Regions from separate parts of the Homo sapiens genome. Here region 1 is linked to region 2. A link is an interaction called in ENCODE POLR2A ChIA-PET data of the cell type or tissue named here. Cell type or tissue: PC-9. All regions are shown on one strand. Links, peaks and the distances in the headings refer to the core of each region. The heading gives the core; the rest is flanking DNA.

The links. Peaks named below come from ENCODE experiments on the same cell type or tissue, not always from the same donor. Only the 100,000 strongest peaks of a DNase experiment are listed, where the experiment ranks them.
Region 1: POLR2A ChIA-PET joins it to region 2 with 5 read pairs; 4 of 35 experiments call an interaction of 5 or more read pairs at or near these places.

The regions. Positions count from the first base shown.
Region 1 is chr5:173,621,834-173,626,779 of GRCh38, reverse strand. No RefSeq gene overlaps it. Among named protein-coding and RNA genes, the nearest start is that of BOD1, 7.7 kb to the right of the region's middle. In PC-9, for the core only: no CTCF peak of the experiment used is centred there; no DNase peak of the experiment used is centred there.
Region 2 is chr5:173,710,577-173,718,735 of GRCh38, reverse strand. LINC01484 (long intergenic non-protein coding RNA 1484) reads left to right here. Exons shown (of 3, transcript NR_108027.1): 2 at 6,788-6,890. LOC107984118 (a long non-coding RNA gene) reads left to right here and starts at 3,773. Exons shown (of 2, transcript XR_007059059.1): 1 at 3,773-3,910. In PC-9, for the core only: no CTCF peak of the experiment used is centred there; a DNase peak (open chromatin) is centred at 3,915.

The DNA.
Region 1 (4,946 bases), core at 2,447-4,946, 92 kb after region 2:
TGAAAGATTCTAGGTAGCTCACGGAATTGACAGGAAGACTGAAGAACTAGGCTCAGGAAATAGGTAAGAAAAAGGGCGGTCTCGCAGCCAGAATCACAAACAAAACTCTTGCTCCAGAACCAGTCCAGTGACATCATTGCTGCAGCTGCTACAAACACAGGGCCCCTGTCATTGCAGCTGGAGCACTGTCCCTTCTGGCCATGGCTGTGCACAGAGCTGCAAAGGAGGCTGGGAAAGTGGGTATCTGGTATTTTCTCTACCCATAGGAAGGCTCTGCCACCTAACAAGCCTCAGGGGGTACAGAGTTCCCCCCAAATAGGAAGGGCATTGAGAGTTGAGATGCCAGGTAACCAAATCTCAGGCAAATGTGCACGTATCAATCAGGTTAGGCTCAGTAATGCTGTAGTAACAAAAACATCTTAAATCTGAGGGGCTTAAAAACAACCAAGGGTTATTTCTGGGTCACGCTTACATGTCCAGCAAGGGGCTCCATTCCAGGACTTTCTTAACTCAGACCTCAGGCTGCTGGAGCCGCCTGATCTCAAATATTTCCCACAGTCACCATGGCATTGGGAAGGGGTGATTAGAGCAGCAATTACAGGCTCCCAACCAGAAGTGACATATGTCACTTCCACGCATGGCTCACTGGCCAGACCTAGTCACATGGCCCTGCCTTGGGGCCAGCAAGTGCCGTCTTGCCTCAGATCTGGAGGGCAGAGAGCTGGGGAAATCTGGCAAGTAGTGTTGACAATGCCCAGGGTCCACTGAATGGGGCCTGCCAATCAAAGCCCACCTGGAAAGGGAACAGAAGACAGAGCACTGAAATGGAGGTAGGAGAGCAGAGTTTCATTCCTGGTTGAGCCCCTGAGAACTGTACATGTATCTAGCAGCACCTAGGGGCTAGAGGAAACCCTTACTTCTGGGTGTGGCCCCAGAAGACACTCTGCTCAAACTGCAAGTGGCAGCAGCAGATGTTGGAAGCACAGCCCACGAATGAAGCACTGGAGGGCCCAGAGTAAGGGGAGCTGGGAGCCAAGCCCAGCCTCTTGGAGCTCAGGCAGGCAGCCTTTTTCCTGCCTACAGGCTCCTGAGCCACTGTCTCCTAAGGAAGATGGGTGCTTCACTGTAGCCCCAGGCTCCCTCTGGAAATAAATCCTCTTCTTGTAACTGTCTGACAGGCAGCAGGAGCCAGGATGCCTAGAATATCCACAGGCTTCTTGGGCCCACACTTTGTTTTGGTTGCAGAGAGATGACAGGCCAGGGTGTGTCCCCAAGAAGATCCGGGGGAAGCGAGGCACTGTGAGCTGGATAGTGAGTGGGTGGGAGGCTGACTATGGGTCCCTTGGGACATGGAATGTCCTCTAAGAACAAGGTTGAAAGTACAATTTGCCACTTGTTTATTTGTTTTTAATGTGGCTGAAACATCAGTCCCTCCTCTGATACCTTCAGAAAGTCAATCAGTACCAAATAATCCAGGTGCTGAGATTCGTATAAAAGCCCCTAAATTTAAAAGAATACAGTAGAGGCAGGACTTCAATGCAGAGGTGAAGAATTTGAAGAAATCATGGAGGGGGTCAGGATTGGCCTTCTGCAGGACCTAGGATGGCCATGGGGAGAGGTAGGTTGGGAGGCAGTGAGCAGGCTGAGCCAGATCTCAAGGAGCAGTGATGCCCTAGCCAACACCCGCCCCATGAGATGATCCCTGCAGCCCCCTCTCTGGTCTCCCTGCCTCCAGTGTCACCCCATCCACTCACACTTCCGTGCTGTCCCAGAAGAATCTTCGTAAATTTTGTATACTATGCTGCTCCTGCCCTATTGAAAAGCATTGTCTTTACTCCAAGGTCAAATTCAATCTCTGAAATTGCAGCATTTGAGGTCCCAGGCTACTTCATCACCCTATCTCAAACACATGCTCTGCAACCTCCACGCAGCTCATGGGACCAGCCCCACCTTTTCAGAATATACTGATACCCTTCAAGCCTCTGAGCTTTTGCTCAAACTCTTCCTTCTTCCTGGGGCCCTGAGCCACTCCTTCCTCCACCTACTTACCCGGGAAAGGTTCTTAGTTGTAACAGAAATGAATTCTGGCAACTTTAAGCAGCAAAGGTATGCAGGATAGAATATGAGTGACTCTCAAGATCTCTGGGAAGGCCAGAGATTCAGGCTGAGAGACTACAGGGATAGGATCCACACCCACATCACACCACTGGAGATCCTGTAGAGACGTCACTACCCTGATGCTGAGACAGACACGACATCAGATGCCTCCCATGCTGCCCACTCAGCTATTACACATCTCTGTGGGACTTCGCCCTGGCCCCTGGGAAGGCTGGCTGCATTCAACAACAGCCACCTGTGCCCTGAGAAAGCTTTCTGAACTCAGGAGTCATAAAATCTATACGCATGTCCCTCCTCACCCCGGCATGGCCCCTCCCCTCTACAGCAAATCACCACAGCTGAGTCCCTTTTCTTTCTAGAATCATCATGGGAGCATGGTCTAGAGCCTGGCCCTTACCAGGCATTGTCTCATATAATTCTCACAGCATCCCTGTGATGTAGGTTCTATTATTGTCCTCATGTCACACACAAGGAAAGAGGCTCCAAGAAGAGAGAGAACCTCTCCTGGTGGTGGGGCCAGGATTCTACCCCAGACCTATCTCTGAAGGCCACAATTCTCCTGATATGTTATAGCAGGAGGAACCCAGGCTTTAGGTATCAGGCAGTCTTGTTTGAACCCTGGCTTCAACACCAGGCAACTGATGTCCCTTCTCTGCCCCTTAGTCTTCTCATCTGTAAAATGGGAATAACATCTGTTTGCCTTGCAGAGCTTTTGTCTCAACTAGAGGTGATGGGAGTAAGGAGGGTAAGGACCAGGTATGTAGAAGGTGCGTAATAAATATTACTTCCCTTCCCCTGGCTGGCACCATCTGCTGTTCTCCTCTCCCCATCCCCTGAATCTCTAGGATTTCAGCTGCATTTTCAGAAACATCCAGCACATGCTGGGGCCTGCTCAACCCTCGGAAATGAAAGGGATTCCCACGAGCATCAGCTCAGATACTTCTGCTTGCCTCTGACACAGCCTGGCCACAGAGAGGTGGTACCTAAGCCACACCCAGCCACACCTGAGCCACACCCAGACACCCAGAGCTAGGCTTCCCTGTGCTCTCTTGGCACAGGATGTGGGAAGTCCTTGGATGAGATTGGATGGCAGGAGAGCTATTCCCCTGGGCCTCACGGTCCAGAGTCCTCAGATTTAGATATTCTCTCCAAATAACGCTAAACATGCAATTGCAGATAAATATTGGCAGGAGCAAAGGAGACATTTGTCCGCAGCTTTAAACTTTGTCCCATCATTATGCCCCAGGGCGTGCAGCACACGTGAATGTATACACATAATACATATTGGCTGGGTGCGGTGGCTCACGTCTGTAATCCTAGTACTTTGGGAGGGTGAGGCAGGTGGACCACGAGGTCAGGAGATCAAGACCATCCTGGCCAATATAGTGAAACCTTGTCTCTACTAAAAATACAAAAATTAGCCAGGTGTGGTGGTGTGTGCCTGTAGTCCCAGCTACTCAGGAGGCTGAAGCAGGAGAATCATTTGAACCCGGGAGGTGGAGGTTGCAGTGAGCCGAGATTGTGCCACTGCACTCCAGCCTGGGCGACAGAGTGAGACTCCATCTCAAAAAAAAAAAAAAAAAAAAAAAAAAAAAAAATATATATATATATATATATATATATATATTCTTCATTATCTTAGAAGTAGCACAATCACTCATCACACTGTATTGTATGCGTGGCAGCAGTGGAATTGTTAGATTGTTCAATGTTGTCTCTCACAGATCTACTACTCTTCTGATCACCCTGTTTCAGCTCCTTTCTTTTACAGGCAAGAGGTGCAAAGGCCAGAGAGGATACATTGCCAACAAAGGTCGTAGAGCTTGACTTTTGCATTCAAGTAAATCTTTACCAAAGGTATTCAGTTTTAGGCAGAAGTGGCCAGCCAGAAACAAGCAGGCAGGATGGGAGTAGGAGTTGAGGAGAAAATGATTTCGAGAAACCCACGTGCCGAAAATAATCTCTCTTTCTGCTCCGTTGACGGATCTGATGTTTCTACCCAGAGAAACAACAGTTCCCCACCCTGGCCCACTCTCAGAACCCCCTTGAAAACTTGCTTAAAAATGTAAACGGCTATGGCCTGTCTCTACAGATCCATTCTGTGGGTTTGGCAGGATGACTGAGCACCTGTATGTTTTGACGACGTCCTCAGGGAATTTCAACAAACACCAAAGTTAAAGAAGGACTGACCTAAGCTGTCTCAAAGAGTTATAGAGTAAACTAGGTTGAGTCACTCATAGAAATTATCTGGGCCGGGTGTGGTGGCTTACGCCTGTAATCCCAGCACTTTGGGAGGCCAAGGCGGGTGGATCATGAGGTCAGGAGTTCAAGACCAGCCTGGCCAAGATGGTGAAACCCCGTCTCTACTAAAAATACAAAATATTAGCCGGGCGTGGTGGCACGCGCCTGTAATCCCAGCTACTCCAGAGGCTGAGGCAGAGAATTGCTTAAACCTGGAGGGGCGGAGCTTGCAGTGAGCCGAGATCACACCACTGCCCTCCAGCCTGGGCGACAGGGCGAGACTCCGTCGCAAAAAAAAAAAAAAAAAGAAAAAAGAAAAAAAAAAGAAATCATCTGAAGGCACAGGGCCCTGGGGAAGAAATTTGATCCACTCATGCATTTATTCACTCATTAGCTTTCATATTTGGTCATTCCAAAAGTGATGGCGTTAGTGGAGGAATGTGCTCAGGGTTGTATCAGGCAGGATAGGCTAGGTTACGCCACAGTCAAAAACAACTCCAAATCTCAGTGGCTTAAAACAAAAGGTCTCTTTCTCACTCATGTTACATGTCGGGTTATCTGGGGCCTCTGCTCCACATCACCTCACT
Region 2 (8,159 bases), core at 2,775-5,274:
CTGGCCTACAAAGACCATTCGGTGTAGTGAAGTCAAGCAGACCTGAGGTCAGGTGCCGCCTCTGCCCTCCACAGCTGTGGACCGTGAGCAAGTCACTTCACCTCTCCGAGTCTCAGTATCCTCACCTGTAAAGTGGGTGTAATAATAACACCTAGCTCAAAGAAGAGTGTGAAGGTTAAATTAGTCCTGCATGTGCTGACCACTTAGCACAGCTCCCGTCGTGCCGGAAGCACCCTATAAACCAGGCATTTGTGAGAAACACGGCACTATGGACATTTTGAGCTGGATAATTTTTCGTTGTGGGAAATTAGCAGCTTCCCTGGCCATTACCTGCTAGATGTCATTAGCACCCCCTTCCGAGTTGTGACAATCAAAAGTGTCTCCAGACATTGCCAAGTGTCCCCTGGGGAGGGGGGCGTGGCACAAGAGCTGCCCCGCTGAGGGTCACTGCTATGCATGTTGACTTTTATTATTGCTGTTGGCATCATCATTGCTAATACACTGGCTATGAGATGCTCAGAACAAAAAGGGAACCGGAAGCTGGAATGAGGATAAGCTCTGGGTGGCTCCCGTAGTCATTTCCTGCCTCTTTCCTCCTCCCTCCCGCTTTCGCCACCTTTGCTGCTGAAGCCACCTTGCAGGGCCAGGCCTGGCCTTGTGAGCAGCTGGAGGGAAGAGAGTTGAGGCACCCGCGCACGTTACTGTGGGAATGGAACTGAAATGGCTTCCCATGGGTGGGTAGTCTGGCCAGGCGCAATTCTGCACCTGGAAACTGGGCCTCCTGGGAAGTTAGGATGGACCCCACTTCTGGGCAATCTTGGGTGGGGCTGCGGGGGAAGGGGGCTGGGGAAATCAGGAGCAAAGAAAGCTCAGGACAGCAAAAGGGCAGAATACGTGACATGTTGAAATAACCTAGCCTCATCTATTAAAATACAAAATGCATGTATCTTTTGACAAAGGGATCCCTTACGTGGGAATCTGTCCTATAGAACAACAATCATTTATACGATTTGTAAGTACAAGGTGTTACTGCAGTACTGTTCATAGTGGCAAAAATCTAAAAGCCACCTTTGCTTGTCTGTCAGCTGGGGAATAATTGAATAAATTGTGGGTCACCCACACAACAGAATATTTTGCACCTGTTAAAAAAAGTTTTCTACATATGCAGTTATCTGGATTAATGTCCAGCACATAATTGTTAAATGAGAAAAACAAGATACAGAATACTGTAGGATCCCACTTTTTTGGTAAAAATCAACTAAGAAGCCCTATTTTTTGTATGTGTCTGAATATGAGGACAACTAATATTAGTTGCTGGAAAGAAAGGTAGAATGAGATGAATATGGAGAGATTACTTTTCATATATGTGTGTGTATAAATGCATAGACCTATGTGATTATCATATGTTTTATGCATTGTTATGAGTGCAAGCTACTTCACTAATTTCTGCAGAGGAATTTAATAAGGAGTTGTTATTTTTTTTTCTTTGAAAGAGAGTCTTGCTGTCACCCAGGCTAGAGTGCAGTGGTGCAATCTAGGCTCACTGCAACCTCCGCCTCCCGGGTTCAAGAGATTCTCATGCCTCAGCCTCCTGAGTAGCTGGGATTACAGGCACACACCACCACATCCGGCTTATTTTCTGTATTTTTCATAGAGACAGAGTTTCACCATATTGGCCAGGCTGGTCTCGAACTCCTGATCTCAGGTGATCCACCAGCCTCAGCCTCCCAAAGTGCTAGGATCACAGGTGTGAGCAACCGCGCCTGGCCAAGGACTGTTTTTAAATGAAAAGGAAAGAACTCATTCCTGAACCCATCTCTCACAGCGAGGTTTTAAAGCATGGTGTGGACTCCTTCACTCGTAAATAGGTTCAGCAATTCTATCTTGAGAATCTGCTATGTGGTGGGCACAGCTCTGAGCACAGTTAACCCAACAGGTGAAAAGATGCATCCCTACCCCAAAGCACTCACCTTCTGGTGGAAACACAGAGAACAGAGGAACACATCCATGTATAAGGCATTGGGAGGTCATGTTTACAAGAAAAACAGAGCAGGGTGAGGTACAGCCAGGAGTGGTGGCCTGTCTTCTGGACAGGGTGGTCAGAGAAGATCTTGGGCACAGACCTGAACAGACTGAGGGATGGAGGAGCCTGGGGAAGGAAAATCCAGGGAAGGGTGACCCTCCAGAGGGCCTCTGAGGGTGAATGTGCAGAGGCAGAACGTGCCTGAAACGCTGAGCAACCAGGAGGTCCGTGCAGGAGCTTGTGTTATTTTGGTGCAGGAGCTGGTGTTATTTCGGTGCAGGAGCTGGTGTTATTTCAGCATAGGAAGGACTTTGAATGTCATTCTAGGGGATTTGTCTTAGAAAAACAGGTTTCATCATTCCTGGACTTGTTCAAGACTGCGGTCAGCCCAGGCTATATCCTGGAGGGTCTGAGCAGAGGTTCAGCAGAGGTCCTGGTGGGCTCCAGGCAGGAACTGAAGGTGCTGAGCAAGACCTTGGTCATTCGTGCGAATGAAAGCCACAGTGGGGTACCCCAGAGGTTTGAGCAAACATGGTTTAAACCTCTGCAGAAATTAACGAAGTCACGTACACTCATAACAATGCATAAAACATATGATAATTACATAGACTTATGCACTTATCCACACACATATATGAAAAGTAATCTTTCCGTATTCGTCTCATTCCACCTTTCTTCCCAGTTGGATGTGGTAGAACAGACACTGCTGGTGGGAGAATCCTTGTGGAGCGAGCCCTTTGGCAACAGTTGGTGATTCCTAGTCAAGCTGAACATGCGCACACACTGGGATCTACCACTGCACTCCTAGGTGTGTCCCCTCCAGGAACTGTAGCATTCCAGTGCCAGGAGACCCACACAGCCTGCGCACAGCAAGATCATTCAAGATAGCAAAACCAGGAACAGCCCAAATGTCTACAGAGAGTAGAATGTGTGAGAAAACTGGGCTACCTTCCTCCGGGGCAGTACGATGCAAGCAGTGGCAATGAATAAGTGGCTGCTGCAGGCACGGGCTTGGGTGAATCCCAGATCCTCACGTGAATATAGGAAGCAAGTCACAGAGCACAGAGAGTATGATTCCATTTGCACAAAGTCCAAAACCAGACAAAATAGCTAGACTTTGTTTAGAAATCCATAAATAGGTCATAAAAGTATACAGAGAAACAAGGGAGTAATTGACACAAAATTTTTTAAAAAGTGTTGTAGACTGTAATTTTTTAAGTGAAAATGGTTGATATTTCATTGTATGACTCATTTAAACAGAAGCCAAAATGGATGAATGTCTTTTACTTTGTCGTTGTTAAGTAGGTGATGAAGGTGAAATTGTCAGTGGATGACATTAATCCTTCTCTCTCCACCGTTTTCCATAGGATTGTAGGTTTAAAGCAAAAGAGTGTTCCGTGGGATTTTCCATGGGATTGTAAGTTTAAAGCAAGAAAGTCAATACTGATGATGCCTTGAAATAAGTTATACAATTATACCCATTTCAGAGATGAGCAGAATGGGGCTCAAAGAGGTGACAGCACTTACTCAAGGTTACCCGGGATTCAGATCCACATTGGTAGGACTCCAAAGCCAGAAAGAACTTGACATATTTGAGGAACTGAAAAGAGGGCAGGGGTGGCGGGAGCACAGTGTGTGAGGGATAGCAGAAGGATTTGTAGGTCATGGAGGGAAGCTTGCAACGTTATTAATGGTGCCCTAGGGAGTCACCAAAGGGTTTTTAAGCAGAGGAGAGACAGGGCCAGATCTGCATTGTATAAAAACTTCTCTAGCTGCTGTGTCACAAAGATACTGGAAAGGGGCAAGGTGAAGGAGGAGACCAGCAGAGCAGCCACGGCCGGGACAGTGCAGAGGAGGGAAGATGACACAGCTGTGAGACATTTTGGGGTGAGTCACAGAATTTGGCAATGGACTGAATTTGAGACTTGAGGTAAAAGAAGAGGTCAAGAATGACGCCAGATTTTTGACTTCAACAGCTGAGTAGAAAGAGGCGACATTTGAAATAACTGAAGGAACGGCAGTCTGTGGGGACACAGGCCTGGGTGCTCAGAGTGGCACACTTTAATGCAAATGGCCTTCTGCTTTCTGCTCCAGTCCCCGCACTTAAGGAAGGAACAGCCACTGAGCTGTATGAACAGCCACCCCTGCCCTCCAACAGAGGCCCTGTTCTTGACATGCTCGTGCACCTCACTTTTCTCCTGGGGTGAGTTCTTTCCTCTGCTCTTCTGCTGACTGACACCTAGTCGGCCAGTCCAGGCCTGTCTGAAGCCTTGGGTGAGACCCCTGGTGCATCTCATGTTGTTGATTCCTCTGGCCTTTTGCTAAGTCCTCTACTCCTCTGCCTTTTATAAGGTCGAAGGGAACTCTAAAAAATCTATACTGGCCCATCAGCTGCAAAAATTAACTGTTTGGATCTCTTAGAATTTGGGTGGTACATGAAGAGCAATAGAAAACACTCCCCTTTCCTGGAGCATTACCTGAATTATTTAATAAGTTGCTTTCACTGGAGTCAATATAGTACCTAAGTCAAAGGCCTTTGAAGTCAGACAGGTGTGAGTTGGAATCCAGCCTCTGCAACATCAATAGCTGTGCGATCCTGGGCAAGGGACTTAGAGTGAGTAACACAGGGTCTGGCAGATAGGAGGACCTCAATCAACAGAAGGTGGTAGTGATCTGGGAAAATTGTAAAAGAAGAGACTTTTGGCTGGAAGAGCCAAGATCTTGCCGCCATTATATAGGTGGAGGAACGGAGGCCTGGAAACATTACAGGGTTTGCTCAAGGACCCACATTAGAGGTGGAACTCTACCAGGAGTTAACGCCACAAATGACTCCCAGCCCTGTTCTCTCTCCAGACCCCCTGGGGAAAAGCCGCAGACATGAGTGAAGGCAGCAGGACCTGTGTGACGTGGGTTTTCAGTTGATTGCAAGGTTGCTGGGGAGCAGAGGGACCCACTGCAGTCCCACAGGCTGGATGGTTTTGTTTTATTACACAGGGTAAAATCTGAACTAGCTGCTACTATTTACATATCAGGAGGTTTCCTGAAAAAATCAAAATTTCTGAATTTTTTTGAAAAATCAGAAAACATGGCCACCCAGCCCTGTATTCCTACAGGGTGGCAGTAGTGGGAGCTGACCTGCTGCTGTGCCCTTGTGGATCTGTGCTCTCCAGTTTGCCACAGTCCCTATCCCTCTCTATTGTCTCCTGGACACTATAGCCTGGTGTCACCTGCAGCTGGCTATCATGCTTGAGCTATTGTGTTTTGAATATGTGGTCCACTTTCCTCATTTGTGTGACCTGCTCTGTCCACAAAGACATGCACTTGCGATTCTGGCCTTAGAGTGTCTCCTTAAAAAAATGTTTTAGAACATAAAGATATATACATTCTCCAATCCATTGCTGCCCTATTAGCTATTGTTGTGGAACCCTGAGTCATTTCTCTCAAAATTCTCCTGGCAAATATGTTCCCTCTGAAATCTTCCTCCCCACATCCATTTGGAAATAGAAACTCCTGCCCACGGCTGTAGTGGTCCCTTTCTCTGCATCCTCCACTATTCCTCTTCTTTTGGATCTTGCCAAGGGTTATGGTCTGCAGTTTTCCATGCCTTTTCCTTTCCCCACCCTACCCCCCTCGCCTGCTCGCAGGGCCACTCCTTCTCTCCACATCGTGGAAACCTGGCCCTATGCTCTGCCTCGCTGCAGCTCTGCATGGCTGGCCCTCCTTTCTGCATCCGGTGGGCAAGAGGAACCAAAAACAGACATTTACAGGGAGCGGGGGATGGGGACAGGTCAGGTTTCTTGAGTTTCTTGGAGCAGGAATGTCAGTCACCAACCCTGTACCCTTACGATTCGCTCTGGACAGTGGCATACTAAATCTGTACTTGCCTCCCTTTCACTTTCAGAGATGAATAAACAAGCATGTCCTGCCTAAGATGTTTGGGGCCTCTCCTCTTTGACTTTCTATTCTACTGCCTCTGTTTAGACCTGTGCCAACTTGCAAACTTGCCATGGCCTCCCATCCAGCCTCCCTGCTTCCAACTCGCCCTCTCCTGTCCCTCTTCCACCCTGCCTCAAGCTTGATCAGGTCTCCCATCTGCGTGAATCCCATCAAGAGCTCCCTATTACCTTCAGAGGGAAGCCCAGGCCCTTGGCCAACCAGGCAGGGCTCACCTAACTTCCCAGCCTCATTGCTCATTTCTCCCCACCAGCACTGGCACTCAGTCTCGAAAGCCAGGAAGCTCTCACCCGGTTTTTCTCCTTGCCCTCATTTTTTTTCTCTATCAGAAAAACTTCTCTCATCAGGATGGAGTTGGGGAGGGGGCTACTCCCACTGATCCTTCAGGAATCAGTTTAAACACCACCTCCTCCCCACCCTTTGTCTGACTGCTTGTCTCCACCAAAGCGTTTAGATTGTTTTGTTTCTCCTCTGCTCACACCTCTGCTGTGGCCTGCCTGGTTGCACAGTTTACAGATCTGTCTCCCCCAGACTCTGAGGCCTCAGGCAGAGACCCTCTGGCTCATCTCTGTGTCCTCAGAACATGGCCCAGGATCTGGCATGACGACAGCCTAATACAAGCTTGAGGAATTGAGTGATGCAGTACTGAATTTCAGCAAAGACATAGAGAGGTTGTTCATAAAAGGCTGTCCTTGGGTTTTTTGAAATATGTTTCCTGCTTCATAGAAGCAAGGACCATTCTTCAAGAAGATGACCATGGGCCTCTCTCCACCCTTGTCAACCACAAGGCCCTTTCTATTCCTTTCACAGGAATAGGTCCTTCTGTCACGGGGCACAGGACCCTTGACCGCAAAATGACGTGAGTTACCACTGACTATTTTCTGGGTCTTGATCTTGTGACTCCAAATGGATGGTAAGCTCCTTAAGGGAAAGTCTATGATATTCATCCAACCACCCATCCATCCTTTCATCCACCCAACCATCCATCCATCTGACCATCATCCATCCATCCATCCATCCATCTATCCATCTTCTATCCATCTGTCTACTCACCCATCCACCCATCCATTCAATTATTCATCCATCCCTCTTCCATCCATTCACCCATCTTCCATCCATCTGTCCACCCATCCATTCCACCATTTATCCATCCAACCACCATCTATTCATCCAACCACTCGTCTATTCATCCCTCTGACCATCCAACCATCCATCGATTTGTTCAATTATTTTATCAAGCATCTACACTGCACCACACACCCTAATGGGTGTTGGGGAGAAAATGGAGAGTAAAATCAGATGGGACCTCTGACCTCAGTGCGGCTGACCATCAGTCCGGTAGAGGAGACACGTAAACTGACAATTATAAATAAACACAATGTGTCAACTCTGACAAGTGCTGTGAGGGAGAAATCAGCAGTACTGAGAAAGCCTTTATGGTCCTGGTGTGAGAGGTGGGATGAGCCCAACACAGCAACAACAGCAAGACCATGGGGGAGTGTGGTGCAGATGGGCAGGTGTACAGAGCATGCAGGCCATGTCTGCCAGCCCTCTCTTTGTGCATTAGCAACAGTAAAACGGGGCTTGTGTTTGGGCAGATTATACCACTGGTCTTGCATCCCAAATGTCTCTTTGTTCACTCGTTTATACAAACATGCTCAATAATATTTATGCATTTTTACTGTGACATCATTTTCTTATATAATAAAAGTGCCTATTTATATACCGTATATGTATATATATAATACACAGATGCACACACACAAGCACACATGCACAGAGCTTCTTGACAGTCAGTCCCTCATAAGGTAGTCCACTGAAGTGCAGTCATCACCATCCTCAGACCTCATGATTATATAACTAGAGCACCTTATATTTTTATATTTTATTATGTATTTAATAATCACATAACTCTTTAGTGAATGCCAATTAATTAGGAGAATGACATGCCTTCTCTCTGCTCCTCATAATATCCCCCTTAGATAGGTTTTATCTCCCCACTTACAAGATGTGGAGACTGGGCCGGGCACGGTGACTCACGCCTGTAATCCCAGCACTTTGGGAGGATGAGGCGGGTGGATCACATGAGATCAGGAGTTTGAGACCATCCTGGCCAACATGACAAAACCGTCTCCTCTAAAAATACCAAAATTAGCTGGGACTGGTGGCACGTTCCTTTAAT